2 separate regions of the Homo sapiens genome follow, and region 2 is linked to region 1. The links are chromatin contacts, found by Hi-C or POLR2A ChIA-PET in ENCODE. All regions are on one chromosome and are shown on one strand. The core of a region is the stretch at or near the end of the contact, and the rest is flanking DNA. Distances in the headings are between cores, read along the strand shown.

The links. Hi-C counts contacts between places; a loop is a spot of excess contacts on that map. ChIA-PET counts read pairs that join two places held with the same protein, here RNA polymerase II (POLR2A). Pooled maps may share reads with other maps.
Region 2: a loop to region 1 is called in a pooled map, with 9 times the contacts of the local background. The contact joins the promoter of CDK5RAP3 here to the enhancer-like site in region 1. A Hi-C loop is called at or near these places in 1 of 50 pooled maps. POLR2A ChIA-PET finds 5 or more read pairs at or near these places in 2 of 52 experiments (HEK293T and naive thymus-derived CD4-positive, alpha-beta T cell).

Annotation. Positions count from the first base shown.
Region 1 is chr17:45,223,441-45,229,104 of GRCh38, forward strand. The region is part of intron 1 of FMNL1 (formin like 1); the gene reads left to right. Among named protein-coding and RNA genes, the nearest start is that of FMNL1, 4.4 kb to the left of the region's middle. RefSeq lists enhancers at 320-389, 990-1,039, 1,580-1,629, 2,820-3,039, 4,600-4,659 and 4 more. Within about 2 kb of position 2,816, at least 25 of the 41 ENCODE cell types and tissues checked have a DNase peak (open chromatin) inside an H3K27ac peak, as active enhancers do.
Region 2 is chr17:47,966,830-47,972,886 of GRCh38, forward strand. It overlaps CDK5RAP3 (CDK5 regulatory subunit associated protein 3), which reads left to right and starts at 4,284. Exons shown (of 14, transcript NM_176096.3): 1 at 4,284-4,323; 2 at 4,533-4,578. The coding sequence starts at 4,318. RefSeq lists a silencer at 3,935-4,224 and an enhancer at 4,646-5,273.

The DNA.
Region 1 (5,664 bases), core at 1,566-4,065:
CTCTCCCAAGAGAAGGCTGGGGGGAGTTTGGAGGAGCTATGGGGTGGCGAGGGATCCATCCTTGTGAAGACACCTTGCTTGATTAGAGGAGGGCAGGGACACTGAGGGACGCCTCACACCAGGCTGGCCCCTGACTTCTCCATCTCTCCACCTGCCCTGCTCCCCGCTCCCCAAGCATAGGACTTCACAAAGCTGAGCTGAGCTGAGCAGATGGGGGAGGGGGGAGAATGAGGAGACACAGTCTCTGGGGGCCATCTGGAGAGCCTGCATTGGTGGTGGGTCCTTGGACCCCTGCCAACCTGGTTGGAGGGACATGGGTCTGTCTTTCCGCCAAGTGTGTGTCTATGGTCGCGGGTGTGGGCTCTTGGGGTGAGGTCCTGACCCCAATCTTCTGTTTAGCACGCTGATGGGGAGGAGCCCTGTGAATAATTCAGACCAGGGGAAAATCCACAAGTCAAATGGTGAGGTTCTGATGTGTGTGTAGGACTTGTTTGCCCTGCTTGGATTTGTGGCTGTGATTGGCTGAGTCTGACACTAAATGCCACTGGGAGTCCCTGAGTACCAGGATGTGGAGGGGGGACACCCACAGGTGGGTCAGAGAGGGTGTGCTGGTGGAGAAAGTGGAGGTGCCTAGCAGAAATTTAGGGTAGCAGCACCCACCAGGGCTTACCCCCTACCAGGTGCCCAGGAACCCCAGTGTGTTTATACCTTCTTCCCGGGGTGGCTCAGCCTGTCTTATATCCTGTTGTGGGCAGGTTAAACCCAATCTAAGGACACTTGGCTAAGACCCTGGTTCCTCTCATTCCCCACCAGCAGGGGCATGAGGCTTGCCCCAGGGTGACAACCTTGACCTCTGCCTGAGGCTGCCCAGGGCTAAAGAGTTGGTTCAACCCTCAGGTCTGGCAGTGTGTATCGCAGAGTTGGTCGCTATGTGAACCCCCACCCGAACCACCATGGCCAGAGCTGAGTCCTGTCCTCGGTCAGTGTCTAAGAGGAGAAGAACCTTAGATTGCTGAGGGGAGGGGCCCACCGCCATCAGTGGTCCCCAGTCTCAATGGGAGAAGCACAGTCCTGCCCTCAGGGATGTAGTCCAGCGGCCCCAGGGAACCTCTTCCTTCCCCTTTTGTCCCTGGTGGGGCATAGGATCCTGATACCCCAAACTCTCCTTCCTCTCCTGGCTGTAGGACCTCTCTTGTGGGTGAGGGGTGTCCCCACTTACAGCCAGACAGGAGGTGCAGGGAGCCCTTCTCCCATGCAAGGGTGGGTGGTGGGGGGCTACCTTTCCAAGAAAGCTGTGAAAGAAAGGGGTGCCCCCTGCTTAAAATGGGGGTGGAGAGAAAGAGCAGGTTGAGCCAGGGTTTCCGGCTGCTGCCTTAGCAACAGCAGAGGAGCGATGGCTGCCCAGCCCCACGGGCCTGCTGTGATGGTGGGAACACCAGCCAGCGGGGCGCCAAGCTCTCGCCTCTCCTACGCCCATGCCCAAGGCTGGGTGTCTTCCAGCCCCTTCATGCCTTCCCCTGGGAGGCACGCAGGGTCAGGGACTGGGATGACAAGGCGACCTTTCCAGGCCTGCCAGAAGAGCCACACTTACACCTGGGCCTGGGACACCCCTGATCTGCCGGGCAGGGAGAATCCCATAACCTTGGGGCAGAGGGATCAAGGGAAGGTGTCAGGGGTGGTGTACGTGAGGCCAAAAGCCATGCTGGCATCCAGTAGCAGTGGAGAGGAATTTGCCTGATGGGTGCTCTTGGCTTGTGCCCAGAGGCCTGGGTGCCTGGCCAGGCTGTGTGGGGAGGTCAGGATGGCCCCATGTTGGGTGTGGGCCTGGAGTCCTGCTTGCAGCTGGGGCCCTTCCCTTCTGGGGCTGGCAGTAAAGGGCAGGAGGGACTGCAACTGAGGCACTGCCCCCTGGCCACTCCCACCTCCGGGACAGGGCAGATGAAGTGTGGGGACCTGGAGCCATGGGGTCGCTCAGGCCTTATGCCTGCCATTTGCAGGACAGAGGATCTCCGGGGGGATGTGGCCATGTGGTCTGATGTTGGGCTGGGCAGAGGGGAGGGGTGACATTCCCAGCAGGCAGGGCTGGCACATACTAACCCTGGAAAGCCACGGATGTGGTGGGCATGATTCACAGTGACATCTGGGGCTGACTGGCAGAGAGCTGGGTGAGACGGGTAGAAGCAGGTGCTCTCAGGGCTACCTCTGCCTTTTTCCTGGGAACATGGAGCCCTGGAAGGTGGCTTGGGGGGCCTTTGAGGGGACAGGGGTTACTTATGGGAAAGGCAGGGACGTTTCCTGAGCTTTGGGGTCATGATGTTTGGGGGTTGAGATTCATTTTTGTCACTACCTGCATGGCCCTGGACAAGTTACTTAACTTCTCTGAGCTGTAGTTTCCCTCACCTGTAAAAAGAGAATAATAATGGCATCTGCTGGCCTCCTAGGATTGTCGAGAGGGTGAAATAGAGGACTTCGCACAGTGCCTGACACAGAGCAGATGCTCAGTAACCCCCCTCCACTGTGAGAAAGGGGATAAAGCTGGAGCTGATCTGGTCCTCTCCATCTCAGGGCCCATTTAGCGGAGGGAGCCCAGACCCTGCCTGTCCCCTCCCTCCACCTCCACTACCAAGAGCACCCAAGGTTACTGTGCACTCCCCAGGAGCCCCAGATCCTTAGCTAGTGAGGGCCAGGCAACCTCCCCACCGTTATGCAGGTCACCAGCAGTGGGGCCCAGACCGAAAACTGCCTGGTGGCCGGAAACCGCTGGAGGGAGGGCCTACCTCTCCTGGAGGGTGGGGCAGCGATGGTGCTAACGGTAGCAGTGTGCACATGGGAGGGGGAGGGGAGGCCTCCACTTCCCCCTGAGAGAGGGTGTGCTGGTGGGGGGGTTCCCCAGTGAGTAAGAGCTCTGTGTGGGCAACAACAGGAAGCGTGGGGCGCTGGGTGGCAGGAAGTGGAGCTGGCTGTTCCTGGTTCCTCAGATGGGGGATCTGGGCCAGGCTGTCTGCAGAAGACCCCTGGGGGCCAGGACCCACATTTCCCATTCCCCGGCTGCTCCTTCTTTGGAGGAAGCCGGGTCTTCCTTGCTAGCTTGCCACCGAGGCCACCCTGGGCAAGCACCTTAACCTCCTTGAGTCTCAGTTTCCCATTTGTGAAATAGGGATTATAACAGTATCTATTTTGTAGGCTTGTTGAGGTTTAAATGAGTTTTGATGTAAAGTGCTTAGAACGGCACCTAGCACCCAGTGTTTGGGATTGAGAGATTAATTCTGAGTGAAAAAAAGTGTCTGGGGAGCGTTTGTTATTGTTACTGTTGTCGGTGTTGTTTTCCTCCTACCAGCCTGGATGATATAGGTAGTGGCTTCCACCCTGCTTGCCCTTGTCCCAGCTGTGGGGACCCTTGAACTCTGATGGGAGAAGCTGTTAGCTCTTTGGGTCCTCAGCACCTGATCCTGGGGCTGGGTCTCCTCATAGATCTCCTGTAAGCCTGGAATTGCTTATAAGAGCCCCAGAAAATCTATATGCCAAAGTTTAAAAAAGGAGGTAAAATTGATTGTGTTTGGATATGTGCCGAGAACACTACAACTAAGGTTGAGACCATATAGAGGTGGGCAGGTGGCAGGGAGATGGATGGGGGAGTGGGGGCTGGGGGACAGGCTCAGCTTCTGGGCCCATCGGGCTGAGGAAAGCCTGTGGGGCTGGCCTGAGACTGGGATTGATGTCCAAGTTCAGGGGTACCCTGGGGCTTGAAGGGCTAGGCCATAGGGAGAGATGGGCAGGTGGACTGAGACGTAGGCTCCGCTCAAACTGAAAGTGAAACCCTAGGGTGTGGCTGTGTCCAGATGTGGACGCAGCCCCTTCAGCCTCCTGGGACACTGTCTCAGAAGTAAGCACTGGTGTGGGGGAGGTGGGGGAAGGGCTCTTAGCAGTGTCTTTTGGGGGCTGGTCTTAGGTGAGCAGATGCTGGGGGTCCCCTCTCACACTCAGGGCAGGGAGGGAGGAGAATGGTCCCCACACATTCTAATAGAAAGATGTGGGGAATCAGTTCCTTTTCTCGGCCACACCCTAAAAGATGAATCCTGTCTCTTTCCTCATCTGGCCCAAAGCACTAAAGGCAGCAGGGAAAGTAGGCTGAGGCTAGTTAAGGTTTGGCCAAAGCCTTGGAGACAAGTCTGTGTTTCTGGATGTTTTCACAAACTTCTGCTCACCCTACCATCCCCTACCCTGGGGTCTTCCATGGACCCCTGCCCCTCCACCTCTTCTGCCTCTGTGAAGTGCTTCTTCATAGTGTTAGGCCACTGAAGAGCTTTGTTAAATCCAAACTCAGCTTCTCACTGAGTGTTCCAGGAGCTCCGTGAGTGTGAGGCTCCGGTGAGGGAGTGCGCCCATTTTATGGAGGAGGAAGCTGAGGTCCAAGGGGGCAAAGAAGCTGTAGGGCTAGTTGGGCCCAGAGCCTGGGTCTTTTGAAGCCAGCTCCAGGTCCTCCATGTGGCAGCTCATAGCTGTCCCTCCCTGCCCCCCTCAGGAGGCAGGTATCCCGCCCACCTGGACTGCCAGCCCCTCCCCTCCTACTTGAGCACTGTCAGCCAACTCTCCGTGTGTCCCCCAGCCCCCCATCCCATGGTGCTGCTGCCTCGCTGAAGGCCCTGGTCTGGGGGTCTGTTCCTGTTTTCAGGGTGGCCTCACTCCACCCCGAGTGAGTGGCATCTGATGGCCCCTCTCCTACTCCCTGGAGTGCCTGGCTCCTCGGTGGGCACAGCCACAGCTGAGGAGCAGCTGCTAATTAGTGTTCGGCGCTGTCAGAGCTATTTCTGATTTCTGAGCCTAAATTTAGCCTGTCTGGCAGGCTGGCATGTGGGCCTGGGGGCCTGAGAAGGCCCAGGTGGGGAAGGGGCATGGGCACCCTGCCCTCCACCACTGTTCAGACAGGTGCTCCAGGCCCCAGCAGAGGCCTCCCCTCGGCAGTAACAACCAGGGGGCTGTCCTGGGGGAGTGGACCCAGGTGGTGGCTCAGAGTCAGCTCCAGGCTCAAAGCCAGCCCAGCTCTCCTCTTACTGGCTTCGTAACCTTGGGCAGGTCACTAAACTAATCTGTGCCTGCACCTGTGAGGTGGGAATGTTAACGGTGCCAGTGACGGCAGTGAGGGTGGAAGGCAGTCGTCGGCGCGCAGGGCTCGGAGCAGTGCCTTGCACAGTAGGCATTCTGGTGGAGCTGGCCACCTGACTGTTGGAGATGTCATTATGACTAGTTACTGCCCCTAGAAATGCCGCTGGGGCCATTCCAGAACCATAAAGTTCCCTGGGTGGGTGAGGGCCTGGGAGGATTCATGTCGGGAAGCAGCTGTCCCCTCTGTGGCTCTGTGCTGGGCTCAGCCATCCCCTTACTCCCTGGCCACCGTCTTTTGTGCCGGCCACGGCTCCAGTTTCCCTGGCACTGCTGGCCCTGTCTCTCCTCTTTGTCCCTTTTCTCCACCTTGCTCCCACCTTAGCCCTGCCCCACCCTTTGTCTCTGTGGGGTGGGGGTGACTGAGAGACATCATCGAGAGAGACAGACAGATGGACAGGGACAGAGAGACAGAGAATGACCTCGCCTCCTTTGTACTCCTGGGCGGTTCCCCCACCCCCTGCCCCTGTGGTAGCAGGAGCTGTCCTGGCCCTTGGAGGGCTG
Region 2 (6,057 bases), core at 3,034-5,533, 2.7 Mb after region 1:
AAACTTCTGACCTCAGGTGATCCACCCGCCTCGGCCTCCCAAAGTGTTGAGTTCCATGTGTGAGCCACCGCGCCTGGCCCACTGTATGATCTGTATGATTTTCTTTTCTTTTCTTTTTTTTTGAGACGGAGTCTTTCTCTGTCACCCAGGCTGGAGTGCAGTGGCGCGATCTCGGCTCACTGCAACCTCCGCCTCCTGGGTTCAAGTGATTGTCCTGCCTCAGCCTCCTGAGTAGCTGGGACTACAGGCACGTGCCACCACACCCAGCTAATTTTTTGTGTTTTTAGTAGAGACGGGGTTTCACCGTGTTAGCCAGGATGGTCTCGATCTCTTGACCTTGTGATCCACCCACCTTGGCCTTCTAAAGTGTTGGGATTACAGACGTGAGCCACCGCACCTGGCCCACTGGATGATTTTCAACATGTTACGTAATTAATCTTTGGCTTCCTTGCCTTTAAAATCTGGTTAATGATGGTACCCACATTATAAGGTTGTTAGAAGAATCACATTAGATAAGGCTTGTAAAACATTTAGATCTACACTGGCACGTGGGCATGTTTATCACGTAATAAGCAAGCTAACAACAACAATAATGGATGGCAAGGTAGGCTGCCTACACGGTGCCTCGGGGCTCTGTGCTTCCTTGTCCAAAGCTGGTGCAGCCCTGGTATATCCTCCTCACCTCTCTACATGTGCTGCCCCTCTCCCAGGGTCCCATCTGCTAAATCAGCAGAGAACTGAGAGATTCCTGGTCAGAAACCTACCATACCTCTCTCTGCCTCCTTCTAGCTGCTGGGAGCCCCGATGACTAAAGTCTCCTGAAGGAGATAGAGTCGATGCCCTGGATGCCAGACCAATTATGTGCTTATCTACCCACAGACCCTGAAGTTCCCTGTGGCCTTGGAAAAGTGCAGAAACCCGCCAAAGGCCCATGCTCCTACACTCTTTGGGAACACAGAAGCATGTGCCTTTGGCAGGCTCTCCCCCAGAGCCTCTGCAGTCAGCAGAGGCAGGTTCTCTCCCAGAGCCTCTGGCTTTGGGACAGCCTCCCTGGAGTCAGTAGCTGGGCAGAACTGTTCTCAAACATCCTTCTGCTCCACGTGAGTCACCTTGGGGAGCTGTGGGTGGGGCTGAAGTGCTGGTGGTCCCTGCTTCCATCAACTCACCTGGGCTGGGTCTTCCAGACCCACCCTGTCCTGTTCTGCCCAGCCTGTTGGTTCAAGGAAGAGAGATAGATACACCTTGAGGGCAGGGCAGTGCCTTGCTCTTGAGATGTCCCAGACAGCCCCGAGCACATAGTTGGGGCCCAGTTAAGTGTGTGTTTAATCATGGAGGAGCCTGAGCAATTCCTACAGTCTGAGTCAGGCTGACTCAGATGGGAGCCAAATTCCCATGAAAGATCCCTGAAAAGGCCCTTAATTCAGCTCTATGAGCCATTTTCAGAGCAGTTTTTCAATCCGTTCTATAATAATAATGATCATATATGACATATATATATATTTTGAGATGGAGTCTCACTCTGTTGCCCAGGCTGGAGTGCAGTGGCGCAATCTGGGCTCATTGCAACCTCCGCCTCCCAAGTTCAGGTGATTCTTCCGCCGCAGCCTCCCGAGTAGCTGAGTAGCTGGGACTGCAGGCATGCACCACCACGCCGGGATGGTTTTTGTTTTTGTTTGTTTGTTTGTTTTTTGTTTTGTTTTGTTTTTGAGATGGAGTCTCACTCTGTCGCCCAGGCTGGAGTGCGGTGGCGCAATATCGGCTCACTGCAACCTCCGCCTCCCGGGTTCAAGCAGTTCTCCTGCCTCAGCTTCCTGAGTAGCTGGGATTACAGGCGTACGCCACCACGCCCAGCTAATTTTTGTATTTTTAGTAGAGACAGGGTTTCACCATGTTGATCAGGCTGGTCTCAAACTCCTGACCTCGTGATCCACCCGCCTCAGCATCCCAAAGTGCCGAGATTACAGGCGTGAGCCACCGTGCCCAGCGTGTTTTTTGTTTTTTTCAGAGATGGGATTTCACCATGTTGATCAGGCTGGTCTCGAATTCCTGACCTTAGGTGATCCGCCTGTCTCAGCCTCCCAAAAGTGCTGGGATTACAGGCGTGAGCCACCGCGCCTGGCCCATATATGATATTTCATATAGGGAGAGTTTACAAAGCATGAGAAATACAGCCACAGTATGTTGTAAACTGTCATGAGTTACTAGTGTGTTTATTTAAGCCTCTAAACAGAAATACCCTGAGATAGGATAGCTGTTATCTCCATGTGGGGAAACTGTGGCTATCAGATAGGTTATAGAAATGGTCCAAGACCTCACTGGGCAGAATCTAGGTCTTCCTGCTGCTGTATCACACTATGCATTTCAATCAAAAATTTACTAAGCCTCAAGTGTTGTGCTGTGGTGAACAGGAGCTGGGGAAGGAATATTTAGAAATGGCATACCCAGGGCCGGGCGCGGTGGCTCACGCCTGTAATCCCAGCACTTTAGGAGGCTGAAGCGGGAGAATCACGAGGTCAGGAAATCGAGACCATCCTGGCTAACACGGTGAGACCTCGTCTCTACTAAAAATACAAAAAAATTAGCCGGGCGTGGTGGCGGGCGCCTGTAGTCCCAGCTACTGGGGAGGCTGAGGCAGGAGAATGGCGTGAACCCAGGAGGCAGAGCTTGCAGTGAGCCGAGATCGTGTCACTGCACTCCAGCCCGGGCGACAGAGCGTGACTCCGTCTCAAAAAAAAAAAAAAAAAAAAAAAAAAAAGAAAAGGCATACCCAGCGCTGTGAGATCCTGGGGGATCTGGCCTCAGCCTACCCTCCCTCCTTACTCTACCCACTTCTTGGCCAATCTCAGACTCTCCCTTAGCTTCAGCCACCACTCGGACCACAGATTAGCCAGCTTGTGACTCTCCAAGCTGTATCTCCAGCCCCGACAACTCCCTCGAACTCCAAAATTATAGACCCAAGTGCCTTCTGCACACTTTCCATCTGGGGGTCTCCCAGCATTGCCAGACTAGGTTCAAAGCTAGACCCCCTCCTCCCCAACACCTGCTCAGCATCCTGCATCCCTGTCTCAGGTGGTGGTTCCCACCTAATCACCTAGGTGTCATCCTTAGTGTCTCTCTCCTCCACCCAAACAGCCAATCAATTGCCAAGTCCTATACATTTTCCTCCTAAATATTCCTCAGATCCAGCCCTTCCCCTTCCTCCTCATATCTTGTGTCCCAGCTCAGGCTATAATCCCTCGATAACAACCTCCTTCCAGCCTCCTTGTCCCCAGTCTTATCTCCCATGCATCCATCATCCCAGCAGCCTATCTGTACAGGTTCCTCCCTGCCTCAAACCCCTTCTGTGATTCCTCTGTCTGAAGGGATGAAGTCCAAGTTCCTTAATAAGTCTCCCTTTGATATGGCCTTTCCACCCTTACAGCCTCTCCTCTAGCCACTCGCTGCCTCAAACCATCTACGGTATAGAGGTTGGCCTGCCCGCGGAGCCGACTTCATCTTGAAATTCTTCATCATTTTGTAACAAGCAGCTGTGCATTTCCATTTTGCACTGGACCTCACAAATTACGTTGCCCGTCCTGCCTGCCTGTTGTTGCTTGCACCCCTCTTGCAGTTTGTGGCCACCTAAGCTTTGTCTGTGTAGTCTCCTCCACCTAAAACTCCTCTTCCCACATCACCCAGCTATCTTCAGCTCTTCGTTTAGACTCAATGTAGGTGTTCTCTTTGGGACGTCTCACCGACTCTCTTCCTTCCCCTTCCCTGCCCTAATCGCCCAACACGTTGCAGGTGCTCAACCATGTCTATTAGAGAAACTGAATGAGGAGGCAAAGCATGACAAGTGCCACAAGAGACCTGCACACTGCTCTGGATGGTAAAGCGACGCAAGGAGGGAAGAAGGTATTTGCAACGGCCTCCCAGATCGGCGCTAGGACCCCGCCAGCAGACGTCTCAATCTGCGTGGAGAAGACCCAGTGCCCGCCAGGGGAAGCGGCTGCCAGGCTGGGCTCTCGAGCGCCGCCTGTCGCAATCCCACGGCCGCTGCAGCGCACCCCCTCCCGTCCCCTGCCCTGAGCCCGCCTCGCGTCTCCAATTGGCTGTCTCCATTCTCCCGCCCCTCCCGAGCTCAGCCATTCGGAGCCTGGGGTGGGCGGGGCTTGAGGCCTGAGTGGAGCGTAAACCCTGATTGGCTGTACGGAAGGCGGCGACGTGGCCGAAGGATGCCCGTTTGTGTCTAAACGGAGGCTCGGCCACAACGCCACTGGATTGGTGGTAGGGCGGGGCGGGCCACAGTCTCCAGCCTGAAGCGGAAGTGGAGGAAAGATGGAGGTGTGGGGACAGGAGCTGGGTGTGCTGGGGACTGGCCGCGGACCCCTAACCTGTGTCTCCGGTCTCCCTCCGGAAGCGGCTCAACCCAGCCCATCGCTCTGGCCCCGTTCTGGCCCTGCAGGGTGGTGGTTGGGACGTTGAAATGAGCGCGCGAGTGGTACGTCCTCTCTCCGCGCTCACGCCCCCCTCCTCACCGTGTTTCCCGCCAGGACCATCAGCACGTGCCCATCGACATCCAGACCAGCAAGCTGCTCGGTAGGAGGGGGCGCCACCGCGCAGCTGGCTGTCGGGGGGAGGCCTGTGCGTTGCCCCCTGTGTCCAATAGCCGGGAGCTCTGACCCCTGAAAGCCTGAGTCGAGATGCTGACCACTGGCCTCGTTCTATGCCCCATCTGTGGCCAGACCTGCTTCCCTGATAGCAGCGGGAACGAACCATATGTACAGTCTGTTTGACCTGCGTTTTCTCCTTTAATAACATATGTTATCGTATCATTCAGGGACAGGATAAATGACTCGCTTTAAAAACAGTCAACCACTGCCGGGCGCGGTGGCTCATGCCTGTAATCCCAGCACTTTGGGAGGCCGAGGTGGGCGAATCACCTGAGGTCAGGAGTTCGAGACCAGCCTGACCAACATGGAGAAACCTTGTCTCCATGTCTCCATGACTAAAAATACAAAAAAATAAAAATAAAAAGTAGCCGGGCATGGGAGCACATGCCTGTAATCCCAGCTACTCGGGAGGCTGAGGTGGGAGAATTGCTTGAACCCCGGAGGCAGAGGTTGCGGTGAGCAGAGATCTCACTATTGCACTCCAGCCTGGGCAACGAGAGCGAAACTCCATCTCAAAAAGAAGACAAAAAACAGTCAACCACTAAGTGGCACATCTGAATTGGAACTTAAGTCTGTCTGACCCACTGTCCATGCCTTTTGCATTATGCCAGGAAAAAAAAAAAAAACCTCATTTAAAAAGCTTCCACCTCCCCCTTGATTTTAGGAGGAAGAGGGACCTAAGACCCAGTTGCAAATGAAAACCTTTTAGTGTCCAGGCCATCTCCAGGTTGTCTGTATGGGGCTTACATACTTCCTCCCCAGTTCATAGTCAGGGAAGGCCTCTTCATCTGATCACACAGCTCCTGGCATTTTAAAATGCTTATTGGATTCATGGATTTGATGCCAATCTTGTCCTTAAGATGGTGTCTGTTTGACTACCCCAGTCCGTTGCTTCTAGTTCTGTGACATCAACAGAATTTTTCTTTCTGAAAACTTTACAGGAATATAGCAGAGAGAGTATAACTGATACTAGTGTGGGACCCCAGCGTTTGACCGGTTGGCAGAGTTCAAGTTCTGAATTCACCACTCTGTAGTGCCATTTAGTCAGTCCTGCTTGGTGGTCACGGGGGAAGCTTCTTTAGCCTCCCTTCAGATTTGTACTGGCCCTTCAGCCCATGTGCAGTCTTGGTGTGTGAGCTTGTTCTTGGTCATGAAAAGGACCAATAAAATGACCACCATTCATTGAGGGTTTTTTTTTGTACCAGGTGCTGTTTTAGGCACTTGACATGATAAAAATGATCACTGTCATTTTTTGAGTCCTTGCCGTGTCTCAGGCACACTGTTCAGTGTTTTACCTGCATTCCCTTTTCTAGTCAGTGTCTTATTATTCCCCATTTTACATGTGGGAAAACTGAGGCACAGAATAGTAGACTTGCTCAAGAAACTTGATAACGAGAACCCAGGA